Regions from separate parts of the Homo sapiens genome. Here region 2 is linked to region 1. A link is a loop called in an ENCODE intact Hi-C map of the cell type or tissue named here. Cell type or tissue: CD4-positive, alpha-beta T cell. All regions are shown on one strand. Each heading gives the region's core, and the rest is flanking DNA. Links, peaks and the distances in the headings are about the cores only. Region 1 overlaps SGK1 (serum/glucocorticoid regulated kinase 1). Region 2 overlaps LINC03002 (long intergenic non-protein coding RNA 3002).

Evidence for each region. Peaks named below come from ENCODE experiments on the same cell type or tissue, not always from the same donor. Only the 100,000 strongest peaks of a DNase experiment are listed, where the experiment ranks them.
Region 2: it touches region 1 in a loop (10-fold over the local background); 3 of 110 quality-filtered maps call a loop at or near these places.

Annotation. Positions count from the first base shown.
Region 1 is chr6:134,243,782-134,252,131 of GRCh38, reverse strand. All of the region lies in intron 2 of SGK1 (serum/glucocorticoid regulated kinase 1), which reads left to right. Among named protein-coding and RNA genes, the nearest start is that of SGK1, 70 kb to the left of the region's middle. In CD4-positive, alpha-beta T cell, for the core only: no CTCF peak of the experiment used is centred there; a DNase peak (open chromatin) is centred at 4,761; H3K4me3 peaks cover 661 bases; H3K27ac peaks cover 2,508 bases.
Region 2 is chr6:134,526,688-134,535,037 of GRCh38, reverse strand. It overlaps LINC03002 (long intergenic non-protein coding RNA 3002), which reads left to right. Exons shown (of 3, transcript NR_125856.1): 2 at 3,974-4,200. Among named protein-coding and RNA genes, the nearest start is that of LINC03002, 9.1 kb to the left of the region's middle. RefSeq lists an enhancer at 1-882. In CD4-positive, alpha-beta T cell, for the core only: no CTCF peak of the experiment used is centred there; a DNase peak (open chromatin) is centred at 4,857.

The sequences.
Region 1 (8,350 bases), core at 2,723-6,722:
TCTCTAAGAATCAACCAAACAATAGCTTTACCTATCACGAAGTACATAGTTCTGCTGTATTTAGAAACATAATTTAGCTGGGCATGGTGGCTCACGCCTGTTATCGCAACACTTTGGGAGACAGAGGTGGGAGGATCGCTTGAGCCCAGAAGTTCAAGACCAGCCTGGGTCACGTAGAAAGACTCCCATCACTACAGAAAATTTTAAAAATTAGCCAGGCGTGATGGCACCCACCTGTAGTCCCAGCTACTCGGGAGGCTGAGATGGAAGGATTGCTTGAGCCTGGGAGATTGAGGATGCAGTGAACAATGATTGCACCACTGCACTCCAGCCTGGGTGACAGAGTAAAACCTCATCTCTAAATAAATAAATTTTAAACAGAGAGACACAATTCAAGTCACAAAAATTAAGTTTCAGGGTCAGGACTTGTGGGTAAAGCAAGTTTCTGGCTGCACTCGTAGCTCACTTGATTTTTATTTCATAAGCTCTCCAGGGAATCATAGCCCACCAGTGTGCCGCGTTCCCAGTGATGAGTCTGGAAGGGAATAAGGGACTTCATCCAGGCTATTTAGGACATAAAATATTCTAGGAAAACTACTCCCTGTCCTCTCCTGGAAATCTCTAGCCAGCAGTTACACTTACCCTTGGGGTTGAGCATATTTTGTTGGCTTTTGTTGTATGTAACCAAATCTTTCCTGCTTCTAATTAAATTTATTCCTTTAGTAAAATCCTTCCCAGAAACCATATGGCTATTTTCCACTAAAATAATATCCTGTTTTAGTAGTTTTGAGACTTTTAAAATTTTAAAAGAAGACTTTGTATGAACTACTAAAAATCTATAAGCAGGAACAAAATTTAAGGGATAAGCAAAGTTTAACTGCATGCCAATTCATTTTTTTTGCAGTTATTTCTCTTTTTCCTCAAAGTTTATCATTATACATATATTTTTCTTGGGTTGTTAATTGAAATGATAGAATTTAATTTACCAAGTAACATCCCTGTAGTGAAAACTACTCTACAAAGAACAAATTAAACAAAAATATGAAGATTCTAAGGGCTGGGTGCAATGGCTCACACCTGTAATCCCAGAACTTTGGGAGCCCAAGGCAGGATGATTGCTTGAGCCCAGGAACCCAAAACTAGCCTGGGCAACATAGTGAGACCCTGTCTCTACAAAAAATACGATGAAATAAATTAGCCGTGTATAGTAGTGCACACCTATAGTCCCAGCTACCTGAGAGGCTGAGGCAGGACAGCTTGAGCCCAGGAGGTCAAGTCTGCAGTGAGCCATGATCTTGCCACTGCACTGCAGCCTGAACAACAGAGTGAGACCCTGTTTCAAACAAAAATGTTTAAGGGTTAAAAAAAATGGGGGAAAGATTTAGTGATAATTTCTTAAAACCATATAATTTAATCCTAAAGTTTACCTTTGGGGACCTGAAAAGACTCTTCTTACAAATCTTCTACAGAAAAGGGAAATACAAACCATTAATATCACCTTGATATTTCTTATTCACATATAGTAAATTGCTTCTGGTTCATTCTACTTACACAAAGAGCCTTGGATAAACACCTAAATGTGCTGAGACACACATTTGTCCATAGTGTTCAGGATAAATAAATCTTTCTATTTTTACTTGTCATTGATGTTAGATCCCCTTGTCTTTTTGACCTAGTAAATAAATCAAACTATTTTTAGGCAAGATTCAAGCAAAACTCAATTTGTGTGACATCATCTCTTGAAAAAATCATCACAATCAACTGAAATGCACTGGTATTATATAAGTGACTCAGCTCTGTTCCGTAAGAAAACCACGCTTTTCTTATCGACCTTGAGTAGCAGACAGTGATATAAGAGCATATTAAAATCCTCTTTAAGGTCAAGCCAAATTCCACAGCTTGCTATCTATCATTTTAGTTTGCTTTTCCAATGTTCATTGGCCTTGAGAGTTGTAAATACACAAGTCTGTCCTCGATTCACTTTTCTCTTTTACTCTAGTGAGTATTTCCTGTTGTTTTCCTTTTGACTTGATTTTAAAATGACCATTTCAGGGGATTCATCTAGATTTCTATGTGAGAAAAAAAATTCAGGAACTTGGCATCTCTGGCTGGGTTTGATGAGTAGCAGATAGGTAGCTCTCTAGTTAAGTAACGTGGGGAGCAGAGGTTATAGGTCTTTGTAGATTAGAAAACGTTAAATGCATTAACTTGGTGGTAACAAAAAAGAAAGAAAGAAATTGATGACCATTACGGTTCTCTTCTTGGCTTAGAATTGCATGTATCAGCAGCCCTGAGTTATTTTTAAAACAAGCAAATCTGACACCAGCATGAAAGCAGACCTTTCAGGTAGTGACCACCTATGTAACAGGGTTACGGATACCAGAATGCTGAATCCTCTCCCAGCACACAGCAAAGCCTTGGTTTATTCTCTCAGCTGGTGTTTATTGAGAGTTTCTATCATAAGCTTGGCAGTAAGCACCCTAGGCTGTGTTTCCAGGACAGGGGGAAAATCCAAGCAACCACGCAGTTACAACACACTGTGACAAGTGCTAGAAGAGGGGGAGATAGAGACTACACATAAGAGGGTTCCCATAGCTGACGATGTAGGGGCCAGTGAAGGCTTCTCAGCAGAAGAGAAATCTAAGCTAAGAAGTGAAGGATGAGTAAGTTAGTAAGGTAAGGAAGGGCGGGGAAGAGAAGCCCAGACAGATGGGACAAATAACCAAAGGCCTGGAGGCCTGGAATGACATGGTAAATTTGGAGCAAGGAAAATATAGCTCAACTGGGGAACAGAATTCGGGTTATTAAGGGTTTTCACAAGGCATTTAAAACAATTTCTATATATCATCTTCAGGAGATGAGGATCTGTTTCATGTTTCAATCACAAAAGTGGTATCAGTAGGAATAAAGAATAGACGAGAGAGAGTTGAATTCCAGAGATTTTTTCTGCAGGAGGTTTATGGTTTTGGATTAAGGTTTCTGACTTTGACCTTGTTAAGGATAAATATGCTTGAGATTTCGTACAATACGCTTGATTCTTCTTCTGCAAAAAAGACGAGGATTCCAGGTTTGGGAAAGCATAATATTAACTCAGGAGCTCTCATTACTGACATGAGAAAAATGATTAAAAAGAGGAGCCTGAAACCACGAACAATCTTGGTTATTTACCAAGTTTGTTCTTGTGGAGGAAAAAAATAAAATTAAGATTTGAGAGAACTGAAAAGCTTCAGAGAATAGTAGTTGAAGGGAGAGGGGGATAAAAAGAAAGGGAGAGGAAGCACTTTGGATGTGAGGCAATGGATTATAAACTGTAGTTCATTTTGTAGTTCATTTAACTTCAGAACTCTTAATCTCTTGATGAGGGAGAGCCTACCTGGATCAGAGTTAGGGAGTTCTCTATGTTGAGATTGGTTGTATATGAGGAGACAAAACCTGTAAATAAGGCCGAGGCAGGTAGTTTGAGACCAGCCTGGCCAACATGGTGAAACCCTGTCTCTACTAAAAATATAAAAACTATCTGGGCGTCGTGGCACATGACTGTAATCCCAGCTACTGGGGAGGCTGAGGCAGGAGAACCACTTGAACCCAGGAGGCCCAGGTTGCAGTGAGCTGGGATTTCACTACTGTACTCCAGCCTGGGCGACAGAGGGACTCTCCATCTAAAAAAAAAAAAAAAAAAAAAAAAAGGCGGAGGAGAGCAGGTGTTTCTAAGATGCTTCTGCATGTGTGTCATCTGTCTCTGTATGGGAAGATGACATTATTGACCTTGTATCAATGTTAACTGTGGTTTGAGCTACATTTTGCTAGCATTAAAGACTGGATTTGTACTGATCTGTTTGTACTCCCTTGCCTAATTTGGCTGAAGACTACTAATAGAACAGATTTTCAGTAAACTTGGGAAGTTAATCTAGCTGACCTTCCTTGGGCTTTAACAAGGGCCCTTTGCCTTTTGGCACATTGCTTTAATCAACTACACTAATCAGACCCAAGGCTCATGATACACACGAGGGAAAAAAATAGCTTATGTGAACAAGTGTTTTTTTCTGAGTGATTTTTAGCCACTGAAGAATGCAAAAGTTCCAATTTTCTTCATAATTGAAATCATAACAGCTGTGAGAACTTGGCCGTTTATCAAAGATGCAAGCAGAAGTCATAGGCTTTATTTCATGGATTAAATCTAAAAGCTGTATATATTTTCATGATGTTGCATAATGGATTGGTAATGGTTATTATGAATGATAATACTTATTTAGACAAGTCAGAGAGACCAAGTACAAAAGATGTTTAAAGCAAAAATGGCATAGACTGTTTTGCAAATGCACAGGCTGAAATTATCTATAATTTTAGTGAATGGCATAAATTGTATGACATAGAGTTGGCTCTGGCTTCCATTTTCATGGCAAGGCCAGCTTGTAAATCAGTGACAATGACTCATGGGTCTCAGGCATGGTACATCAATCTAGCACCTGCTTTCCCAATCGGTCGAGTTACATTCATATCCAAACACGAATAACCGTATTATTAACCTCAGCCACCAAAATTAATCTTTCAGTATTGAGAGGATGTGCAAGTTCAAACTCATAGGGTTTATTTCCTCCTTGTGACATATACTGTGCACTTAATTTGTAAAAACAGTGCTATTCCTTCCTGTTCAGCATCTCAGAAGTGGTGAATGCCATTTTGAGTTCTGTGTTTGTGGCTTTGTGGAGGGCCATATATAGGTAAATTTTACGGGAGGCCCCCACAGGTGTGACTTTGAACTGAGGCCATGTGACAAGCAGCAGCCTGCTACTCTAACCTCATCCTGGGGAAATCCAGGCTTCACAGTTGCTACACAGGATGTTTCATCAAAAGAGGGATTTTCCCCCTCTGCTCTGGAAGACTTTGTTTCCTTCCCCTTCCTCAACTTTACCAAAGTATTCTGAAAATAGTTAACAATTTTTCCTGTCTTGGGTGACTTTATTGGGGGTGGAATGGTGGTGGGGAAGGATAAGGAATGGGTTAAGGGGAAGTTGAGCACTGGGGCATAGAAGGGACAGTAAGAACAAGACCCGTCAATACTTTGTCAGCCCATCATGTCTCTGGGCATATTACTTGCTATTACCTAATATTAAAAAAAAAAATAAATCACTGGCCCTACTATGCATCAAGCATGGTTTTGGTGTTAGATCTTAGTTCAAAGTCCAGCTTTGACATTTGCCAGCTGTGTCTTTAAGTTTCCCATTTATAAAATGAATCATAATACGAACTTGGCCAGGCACAGTGGCTCCCAGCACTTAGGGAGTTGGAGGCGAGTGGGTCACCTGAGGTCAGGAGTTTGAGACCAGCCTAGCCAACATGGCGAAACCCTGTCTCTACTAAAAATACAAAAATTAGCTGGGTGTGGTGGCAGGCACCTGTAATCCCAGCTACTCAGGAGGCTGAGGCAGGAGAATTGCTTGAACCCGGTAGGTGGAGTTTGCAGTGAGCCGAGATCACACCACTGCACTCCAGCCTGGGGTATAGAGCAAGACTCTGTGTCAAATAAATAAATAAATACAAATACAAATACAAACTTAACAGGGTTGCTGAGAGGTTCAAGTGAGAGAATGTATGAACATTTACTTCGTTTATCTCTGCTTCTGTCCTCCCCCATCTTCACCCTTTTTTCCCAAGCCTAAAAGGAATCAAACAAGGGCCAGGTGTGGTGGTTCACACCTGTAATCCCAGCACTTTGGGAGGTTGAGGTGGGCAGATCACCTGAGGTCAGGAGTTCGAGACCAGCCCTAACAACATGGTGAAACCCCTTCTCTACTAAAAAAAAAAAAATACAAAAATTAGCCAGGCGGGGTGGCACATGCCTGTAATCCCAGCTACTTGGGAGGCTGCGGCAGGAGAATCACTTGAACCTGGGAGGCAGAGGTTGCAGTGAGCCGAGATAGTGCTATTGTACTCCAGCCTGGGCAACAAGAGTGAAACTCCATCTCAAAAAAAAAAGAAAAAAAAGAAAAGAAACAAGCCTCAACCATGAAGATCATATGATGATTCTGAACTATGTATAAGGTGTCCAATCTACTACTACCCTTTACGTGGTCATTTGTGTTCATTGGACACCATCACCAAACTTATTAATCCAAGCCTGTTCATTAAATATTTTTGTTCAGCAAAAAGAAGTAAAAAAGGAAGTAGAGATTTCAAAGCAACTACATCATTAGATGAGCTTGTGCCAGTGTAACTCTTATAGAACAAGTGAGAACAAGTCAAGGTACTTATTTCTTTGCTTAGTTGTTAAGACTTGTTTTTGTATTTCTTTTACCTTCTTTTGATACAGATGAGGTCTCACTATGTTGCCTGGGCTGGTCTGGAACTCCTGGGCTCAAGCTATCCACTTGCCTCAACCTCCCAAAGTTCTGGGATTATAGGCATGAGCCACTAGTCCTGGCCATTTTTAAATATTTTTTGTAGAGACAAGGTCTACGCTATGTTGCCCAGGCTGGTCCCAAAATCCTGGGCTCAATAATCCACCCACTTTGGCCTCCCAAAGCACTGGGATAACAGGCATTAGCCACCATGCCCAGCCCATTTTCATATTTCTTTAGCTAAACTAGCAGGAAAAGTGAAGTAAAAATCTTCAAGTTTGCCCTTCTCTAGGACAGAATTTTTAGATTTTTAGCCCTGATTCTGAAGGTTTTATTTCCCCTGAATATCTATTGTTGACAAAACCTTAAAGATGCTATTTGTCTAATCTAGACTGTAACCTGAAATATTCTCACAGAAAAATAATTCTGGCATTTTCTCCCATTGAACTGCAGCCCTCTCTAAGGCATCTCAAGCAACTGTCTTTATCTTTAATTCTAAGACATAGTCACTGCCTGGAAAGCTAAACTATTACAGCCTACAGTGTAAATAAACCACAGGGCTTGGCATGGTGCCTCACACCTTTAGTCCACGATATTCTGAGGCAAGAGGATCCCTTGAGTACAGGAGTTCCAGACCAGCATGGGCAACATAGCAAGACCTCATCTCTAAACAAAAAACAAACTACAGGTCCTAGAGGTTTTTAAAACTATTGTTTAAGGCAGGGCATGGTGGCTCACGCCTGTAATCCCAGCACTTTGGGAGGCCAAGGCGGGTGGATCACCTGAGGTCAGGAGTTCAAGACCAGCCTGGCCAACATGGCGAAACCCCGTCTCTACTAAAAATACAAAAATTAGCTGGGCATGGTGGTGGGTGCCTGTAATCCTAGCCACTCAGGGGGCTGAGGCAGGAGAATCACTTGAACCTGGGAGGCAGAGGTTGCAGTGAGCCAAGATTGCGCCATTGCACTCCAGCCTGGGCAACAAGAGTGAAACTCCATCTCAAAAAATAAATAAGATTCCCGGGCAAGATGGCCGAATAGGAACAGCTCTGGTCTGCAGCTCCCAGCAAGACCAATGCAGAAGGCGAGTGATTTCTGCATTTCCAACTGAGGTACCTGGTTCATCTCACTGGTACTGGTTAGACAGTGGATGCAGCCCATGGAGGGCGAGCAGAAGCAGGTGGGGGGCGTTGCCTTACCCGGGAAGTGCAAGGGGGTCGGGGAACTCTCTCCCGTAGCCAAGGGAAGCCATGAGGGACTATGCCGTGAGGGACGGTGCTATCCAGCCCAGATACTATGCTTTTCCCAATCCTTTATACCCAAAGGATTATAAATCATTCTACTATAAAGACACGTGCACACATAGGTTTATTGCAGCACTATTCACAATAGCAAAGACTTGGAACCAACCCAAATGCCCATCAATGTTAGACTGGATAAAGAAAATGTGGCACATATACATCATGGAATACTATGCAGCCATAAAAAAAGGAGTTCTTATCCTTTGCAGGGACATGGATGAAGCTAGAAATGATCATTCTCAGCAAACTAACACAGGAACAGAAAACCAAACACTGCATGTTCTCACTCATAAATGGTAGTTGAACAATGAGAACATATGGGTACAGGGAGAGGAACATCACACACCAGGGCCTGTCAGGGGGTGGGGTGGGAGGGATGGCATTAGGAGAAATACCTAATGTAGATGATGGGTTGATGGGTGCAGCAAATCACCATGGCATGTGTATGCCTGTGTAACAAACCTGCATGTTCTGCACATGTATCCCAGGACTTGAAGTATAATTTTAAAAATAAATAAAATAAATAAATGAATATTATTAAAATAAATAAATAAAACTATTGTTTAGAGTTTTCTGAACTTTGGTTTTATTATTTTTCAACTTTGTCACATCAAGACTTAATTCTCCATCTATATAGATAAAAATGCAATGGAGCTTAAAAACCACAAACAACAATTATCCATAGATTGATGAGCAACATCTAGAGCTTCCT
Region 2 (8,350 bases), core at 2,513-6,512, 280 kb before region 1:
AGTAAGTACTTTAACTGGTCTTGGGTTTTTGCCTGGTGATATAAACCAAATCTTTGTTCCTGAATGTTCTAGGACATTAGCAGTCTTGTTAAGTTGAACTGATGTAGTTTTCTATTCACTTTAATCACAGGATATGGTAGTACTAACAGGAAACCTAGAACTTTAGCTTTCAAGACATGCTCCTGATTCTCTTTGTGTAGAAGCAGCCTAGATTGAATCACTGCCTTCTTTGCCTGTTGATTCAATGGCATGAGTCAAAGCGGTCAGGTGGCACTCCAGATCAACCGAGTCATCATATGTCCCCTGACAGAAGAACTCCTCCTTTTGGAACTAAGACCTCTTTACCACCCGAGCCTGATGTCACAGGGACTGGAAGCAATCGTTTGTTAGTGAACTGCTAGGGATAATAGTGAGAAGATCCTGTCCTATTTCCACCCCTTGATCCCCGTACGCATGAGTTCTGGCTAAGGAAGAAACAGAAATATATGTTGGATGCTGATCTAGAGCATACTTTGCATCCTAAAAGACCATACATGAGTCTCCAAAAGGACATTCCACCATTCTATCAAGCCAGCTGCTTCAGGGTGACGGGGAACACGGTAAGATCAGTGGGTTGCATGAGTCCATTGCTGTACCTCATTTGCTGTGACACAAATTTGTTGGTCAAAAGTGATGCTGTGTGAAATACCGTGATAGTGAATAAGTTATTCTGTACATGGTTTTTGTAGTGGTTTTAGCAGGAGCATGTGGGCAGGGAAGTCAAATGCATATCCACAACAAGTGTCTATTCCAGTAAGAGCCAAACACTGCCACTTCCATGAGGGAAGTGATCTAATGTAATCAGCCTAGTAGCTGGGAATGGTGCCATGTCAGGAGCTCACTGTCAATCTCTGCTGTTAACAGATCAGGCACTCAGTTTTGGCACCACTCAGTGGTGGCTATAGCTAGATAGGCCTTGGTAAGTAGAAGTTCATGTCGATGAGCCCACGCATAACTGCCATTTTTTGCCACCATTGCCTTTTTTTTGTTTTTTTCATTTTCCAGTTGGGTAATGACAGGAGTTGGTTGGGAAGAAAGGTGACGAATGTCCACAGAATGGCTCATTCTGTTCACCTGATGAATAAAATCCTCCTCTGTTGAGTTTACCCTTTGGCGAGCATTCACATGGAACACAGATATTTTTACATACTATGCCCATTTGAAGAGGTCCATCAACCTACCTTTTCACCAGATTTCCTTGTCACCAATTTCTCAATCATGTTCCTTCCAATTCTCTGACCATACAACCAAATAGCCCATGAGTTAGTGTTGACTTGTACTTCTGGACATTTATTCTTTGAAGCAAAATGAATGACCAGGAGCATTGCTTGAAGTTCTGCAAACTAGGCCCAAGATTTTTATCCCTTTATCAGCTTGTCATAGGAAGCTCTCCAAGGGTCATAGGTGTAAGTTGAGAGAAAGAAGGCAATGTAATAGGAGTAAGGGTCACGGATATGTAGGCCACTTGCTCATGCAACGTATTTGTGCTTTCAGGCCCTGCTGAGGCCCAATTTCGTATCTACCACTTCCATTTAATCAGAGAGTCCTTCTGTGCATACTCAACTTTATGGCCTGGTGACTCAGACAACACTAGTAATGGGCAGCTCAGGTCATATGGTAACTTGGTAGCCCATCGTCAAACATTCAGTCTCTACCAAGGCCCGGTAATAACATAAAAGCTATTTCATAAAAGAAGAATCATTACCTATCAAGAATGGCAGGGCTTTCTTCCAAAATTCTAAGGGTCTTGTCTGTGCTGTACCTATAGGAGCCTGGCAAAGGCTTTAAACAGCCTTTCTTTCTGTTACTGGCATTTCAAGCACCATTGGCTCTTCTGGATCATGTGGTCTAAGTGGCAGAGCTGCTTGCAGAGCAGTCTGGACTTACGGAGCCTTCTCTTGTTCTGGTCTCTATTTGTGGGGTGCCTCAACATGCCTCAGACTTGATATTTGTGGGGTTTATTTCCTACCCTTGGTGTGCAAATGTCTTACCACTATATCTAGAGCAGTTTGTACTTTTTAATTACCAGAGAAGGAATCAGAAAAGCTGAAGGAGGATACATGGGAAGATGAAACAGCTGCAAGCCTGGCCACTGCCCACACCAAGGAAGTAAGCCAGCAGATAAGCCACAGTGTTTAGGGGGCGGCTGAAATGTGGCTGCTGCTTCCCTTCCACCCTCCTTTCTCCCACAAGAACCTCTCCACATAGCTCACCTTACCCGGAAAGATACAAGAACAGGAATTCTGTGAAATGTAGTTCATCCTAGCCAAGCTGACACATTACACACTACAGATTCAACTTATGATCTATTATTATAGGATGGAGAATCCAGTTTTTTTTTTTTTTTTTAAAAGTAGATGGCCTATCTTGGCATGATCTTCTTTCCTGAAGAATTCATCTAACAAAATTGTTTCTTACCTACAAGGCTTTGATTCCATAGAATTTGTGTGTATATTCTAGCTCTGGGGAGATGATCAAAAGGGAGCTGTTTCCAGAAACATATTATTTTTTAATAAATAAATTCTTAACAGTGTGAAAATATAGTCACAGTTTGAGTGTATTATTTATCAATTGCTTTTCCAGAGAGACTAAAATTTGCTTAGGTTTGAGGTTTTTTTTTTAATATTTAATCTTCAAAGTATTAGCATTTACTTTTAAGTTAAAAAGTGTGCTGTGGGCAAACAGCAATGTGATATGCTTTTGCATTGTACCAAAAAGAACATCTCAGCATTTGCTCTCCAGGCTTCTTGGAATGCAGTTCATTGTGGTGCTGTAGGTGACCATAGTGTTTCCAGAATTGATTGTCCAGGAAGTGCAGGGCATCCCAGTGTGTGTACCTGTTCCTCTGCAGAAAGCACTAATTTTCTTTTGTTTCTTTGTTTTGTTTCTGTAAACGATCTAAGAGAAGACTGATGTCAACTTTTGTCTCGTAATACACGAATCTATGAGTTTCTCTCAGAAAATGGTAAGATCATTGCTCTGTGCAAGAAAGGAGGGTGTATGTAAGGAGTATGTGACAAGCTTTGCAGGGACAGAATTCACAACAGAGAGCAGCTAAAGGAAGAGAAAGTACAAGTGACACTAAAGGGAAGGTGATTTTCAAATCCACCCTTGCTTATCTCAAACCAGTGCATGATTTCCTGATGAAGCCATTTGTCCACCCTACAGTGCTGTTGTTTCTAAAAATTCCTACCACAGAATAACAACTGTCAACACCTGCCTCAGACACAGCAGTAGGGAAGACTGCAAGTGGGAAAGAGATTTAAACACACCAACCTTTTTAGGAACAAAATCACTCATATCAGCTGATTTGCTGAATTAAAGGATTTTTTAAAGTATATGGTATTCTTTGACATAGTATTGGCTGAATAATCATTTAACAAATGTCACTGGTGGATGAATTAAGTAAGAAAGGTGTCACGTTGGCTCTTCATACAGACATTTGGCGAGTAATTGGCACTAAAAGGATTCTGATTTCTTCCCCTGCCATTTTGATCTTTCAAGTTTTAAAATAGCAAATAACATTGGTCCTTAGGGTTGGTCCATGTTAGAATCACAATGGACAGAGACCCTGAAAAACTGTACAAAAGAGGGAGGAACAGAACAGAATGGAAAAAAGTTATGGAAATTTTCCACCCATGGATGGGACACACCCTCATGCAAACAAAGCTCTGCGGCGAAGACTATATTTCATAAAAATGTGATAAAACACTTGCTGAGCCCTGAGGGGATGAACAATGGTTCTTTTTATTTTATTTTTTTTAATCTTCCAAAATTCAGTCTCACATGCTGAGCAGTTGAAGGGAAAGGCCTTTTGTCATATCTGTTTCCAAACATCTATTTCCTTTCTGGAGCCCCAGAAGTTTGAGTTGCTGTCACAGTGAGGAGCTCTCTTGTGTCAGCCACTCTGATTCTATGTCCTTGTCCTAACTAGGTTGTCTGCCAACGCTAACTGGCCAGCTCTGACAGGAGGTGCGTGGCCCAGGAGGAGCCATCAGGCCAGTTCTCTGGGATACTGCTGTGTCTCCAGCTCTGCAGTTTGCTCTTCGTCACTCAGCGGCAGACGGAGAGGCAGACACGAGCCCCTTGTGAGCCCTCCTCCTTACCGTCATCTCACAATGCTCTGAAATAAGGAGGCAAATGGCTGAGGTCCCCTCAGTTGTGAGTATCTTGCTTCCTTCCCCAATGCCTCTTCAAACCACTTTGTCAAAAACAACAACAACAACAAAACAAAAACAAAAACAAACAGATTCTTGTGTTCATGATACTAAAACAAAATTGCGTAAGGTCTGTTGCTTAAGATTAAGCACTGGCCGGGCACGGTGGCTCACGCCTGTAATCCCAGCACTTTGGGAGGCTGAGGCGGGCGGATCACGAGGTCAAGAGATCGAGACCATCCTGGCTAACACTGTGAAACCCTGTCTCTACTAAAAATACAAAAAATTAGCCGGGCGCGGTGGCAGGCGCCTGTAGTCCCAGCTACTCGGGAGACTGAGGCGGGAGAATGGCGTGAACCCGGGAGGCGGAGCTTGCAGTGAACTGAGATCACGCCACTCCACTCCAGCCTGGGTAACAGAGCAAGACTCCGTCTCAAAAAAAAAAAAAAAAAAAGATTAAGCACTCAAAAAATGTCAAAGTTGGTCTTAAAAATCTGGCTGTGGTTAATGGGATCAGCTGCATTTTTCTTTAAAATGATGTAACCCATCTCCTCCATTTTACTTTTGCATTTGACTTTCCAACTTCCACGCGAAGGAACAGCATGTGGTTTACTTGTGGTCATATGTTACATGTTGCTTTGGTGCTTTACAACTTTCAAAAAGCTTTTATACAACAGTGATATCATCAGTTCCTCAGATAACCCTGTGATGTGGGTAGGTTGATGGATACTCTATCATCATTTCCCATATGAGGAAAGAAGAGTAAATAAGTTACACAACATGGACGAGGTCACCCTGCACTTCAGAGGTGGAACCAAATTCCAACAGAAGCATTGAATTTCTAGACGAGTTTTTGTTTGTTTTTTATCTTTTCCATCACACCAAGCCACCTCTGTGAAGGAAAATTGTATGCATCTCCCTAATCCAACATTTTTCATGTTAATTATCCACTAAATTACAGCCACAATTTGGTAGTCTCAGTAGCTATTCTGGTTTGAGGACAACTTTTTCCAAATTTCCATATTTTTTCTACTACTTTATCATTTTCTTCTCTACTTGGAATGCCATACTTAACATTCACAACAACACCCTCTTTTATCTTTCTTCTTTCTTCCCTTTCTCTGTTTTTTTCTTTTTCTCCCTTTGTCTCTCCTCTTTTTCTCTCTGCCTTTCTCTGTCTCCTTTTTGTGTGTTTATTTTTGTTTTAGTTTTAGAGACAGGGTCTTGCTATGCTGCTTGGGCTGGTCTCAAACTCCTGGGCTCAAGCAATCCTTCTGCCTTAGCCTCTCAAAGTGCTAGATTATAGGCATGAGCTGTCATGCCCAGCCTAGTTTTGTTTGTTGATTGCATACTGAAAGTAACACATGACTAGAATATAAGAGAACTGAGTTTGAGATATTATAATTTCACATAACCTCTATAGGTCTCTGTTGTTTTATCTCTAAGATTGTTTTTTGTAAAATAATGATTTTCTACACAAGTGAAGAAGAGGGAAGGGAAAATGGGATTTTTGTGCTAATCAAAAATAATATGTGGTTAAAAAAATTGAGGGCTACCTAATTTGTAGGTTTTCTTATTTTAAGTAATAGATGATAGGATCAAATCCAGGTCTTCTGTCTACAAGTCAAATATTTAGGAAGCTGCTGGGTGCAGTGACTTGCATCTGGAGAGGCTGAGGCAGGAGGATCACTTAAGTCCAGGAGTTTGAGGCTACAGTGAGCTACAATTGCTCCACTGCACTCCAGCCTGGGTGACAGAAGACTCCATCTCTAAAACAAAATAAAACAAAACCAAAAACAAACAAACAAAAAAAATTATTTAGTGATTTTATTTTTTAGTGACTTTGTTAGCCTTACCAATAAGTTACTTTTACTTTTTTTTTTTTTTTTTTTTTTTGAGACAGAGTCTCGCTCTGTCCCAGGCTGGAGTGCCGTGGTGTGGTCTTGGCTCACTGCAACCTCTGCCTCCCGTGTTCAAGCGATTCTCCTACCTCAGCCTCCCGAGTAGCTGGGATTACAGGTGGGTGCCACCACTCCTGGCTAATTTTTGTATTTTTAGTAGAGATGGGGTTTCACCACGTTGGCCAGGCCGGTCTCGAACTGCTGACCTCGCGATCCTCCCACCTCAGCCTCCCAAAGTGCTGGGATTACAGGCATGAGCCACCACGCCCAGCACCAGTAAGTTATTTTTAATATGAAATTCCAAGACAGGATATACAAAATTTAGGAAAGAAAGAAGCCAGAATTTTAACAAGCTACTCCTGTCTTCACTATTATTAATACCAGATAATTTCTCATATTGATGGCATTTTTTTCTTAGAAACTCTAATCTAACAGTCAACAAAAAAACTACAATAAGCAAAAGAGGATATGAGACGATTATTCTAGCATTCTATTTTTCTGGTTCTCTTTGTCAAGCTAAGCGTTATGAGGTAATGGGGGTGTTTGTTCTGACTGGAAATGTGTTGCATTTAGATATTATATACAAAGGTTTTTCCTGGAATAACATCGTTATTTAGCTAAAAAGCTATAGCTCCATAGACTTGTGTGCTCTGAACACAGCTGCATAATTAGTAATCATCATTAATCATTTCTACTTCTGTACTTTTATCACCAACAAAATTATAGCAACCTATATTTTTAGTAAATTTTAATTGCAAGTTTAATTTGATATTTATTTATCACTATAAGAAGCAGTTTGCTGAACTGATTACGCAAATTTAAAATGATGTTTCTGAAGATAGAAATAAAACTTCCCACCAGGAATAAACAGACTTTTCAAAAGAAGAATATCTGCCTCTTGGCAAAAAAAAAAAAAAAAATAGAAAAAAAGAAAGGCTTTTAAGTTTTTTCCACCTTTAATGTGAAAATGAGTATTCATACGGGATGGCTTTAGACTACCTATTAGAAAATGCATATCAAGTAAGAGATGTATAATTTATAGAGTTGATTGCTTTGAGCAGAAAAGCTTAAAAAGGAGTTTTTGCAACTCAGGTTGTTCTCAAGAGGCAAACGTATGCTCATTATTCAGAATTGAAACCTGCCTGTGAAATACACAACAAAAAGGAAAAGAAACTTAGAGAAATGTTTGAGAGGTAAAATGTTTTACCACTCTTGGAAAAATTTTCTTGCTTCTTTTCTGTAAGAAGGAATAAGATAGTTGTTAACACTCTTGAAAACTATCTTAGAGAGTGAGGCTTGAACAGTTGAGGTTTTCTCATGGGACTGTGCACTGATGTCTTGTGGTGCTGTATCAGTATCTCCAGGCTTTCTTAGGTGGACAGTTGAATGGATGTGTCAACAGAAGCTGAGAAATGTTCTCTCAGCCAGGCTTAAGACATGAAAAGAAATGGCTTTCTTCATTTACAAAATTGAGCCACGAATAGACTCAAGAACAAAAGCCTAACAAGGAAGATGAATAACATAGAATTATCACTGTCACTTACATTATGTCCAGAATAACTGGATTACAAAAGGCAAGTCATGTTGTCAACAGCCCGAGATATGTGAGGAAACTCTCTGATGAAGGCCTATGCCCAAATGTCCTGAAATGGAAATCTGAGACCTGTGAGTACAAAAGTGCCCTGAATGTTCTTAACTGGCAGGGTGAAGGCAAGGGGACGGGGCAGTTTCTAAAGCAGCTAGAACCCTTCAATCACATGCAAGGAACTGGTAATCTGAAAAAACAAACCACCAAGAAAGAGTACAGATAAATGTCATAGCAAATCAAATGGAACATGATAAGCCAAGCTCTATACTCCTATTAGAACAGGAAATTCCAAGGAGAGATACCTTGACTTTTAAATAGTCTGCAGACACAAGCAATGCATTCTTCACAGGCATCTTATTTCCTGTTTTTGTTTTGTTTTGTTTTTGACTTTTTAGTATTTATTTTAACGTTTTTGAAAGAGATACATTTTTTCCAATTTAAAAAGAAAGAGACATGACCATCAAGAGTAGGTTAACATATAGCAGAATACCATATAAATGAATTAGCTGCTAGCTACAAGCAGCAACTTGGATGAGTCTTAAAAACATAACATTGGGGCTGGGCACGGTGGCTCATGCCTGTAATCCCAGCACTTTGGGAGGCCGAGGCGGGCAGATCACGAAGTCAGGAGATTGAGACCCTCCTGGCTAACACGGTGAAACCCC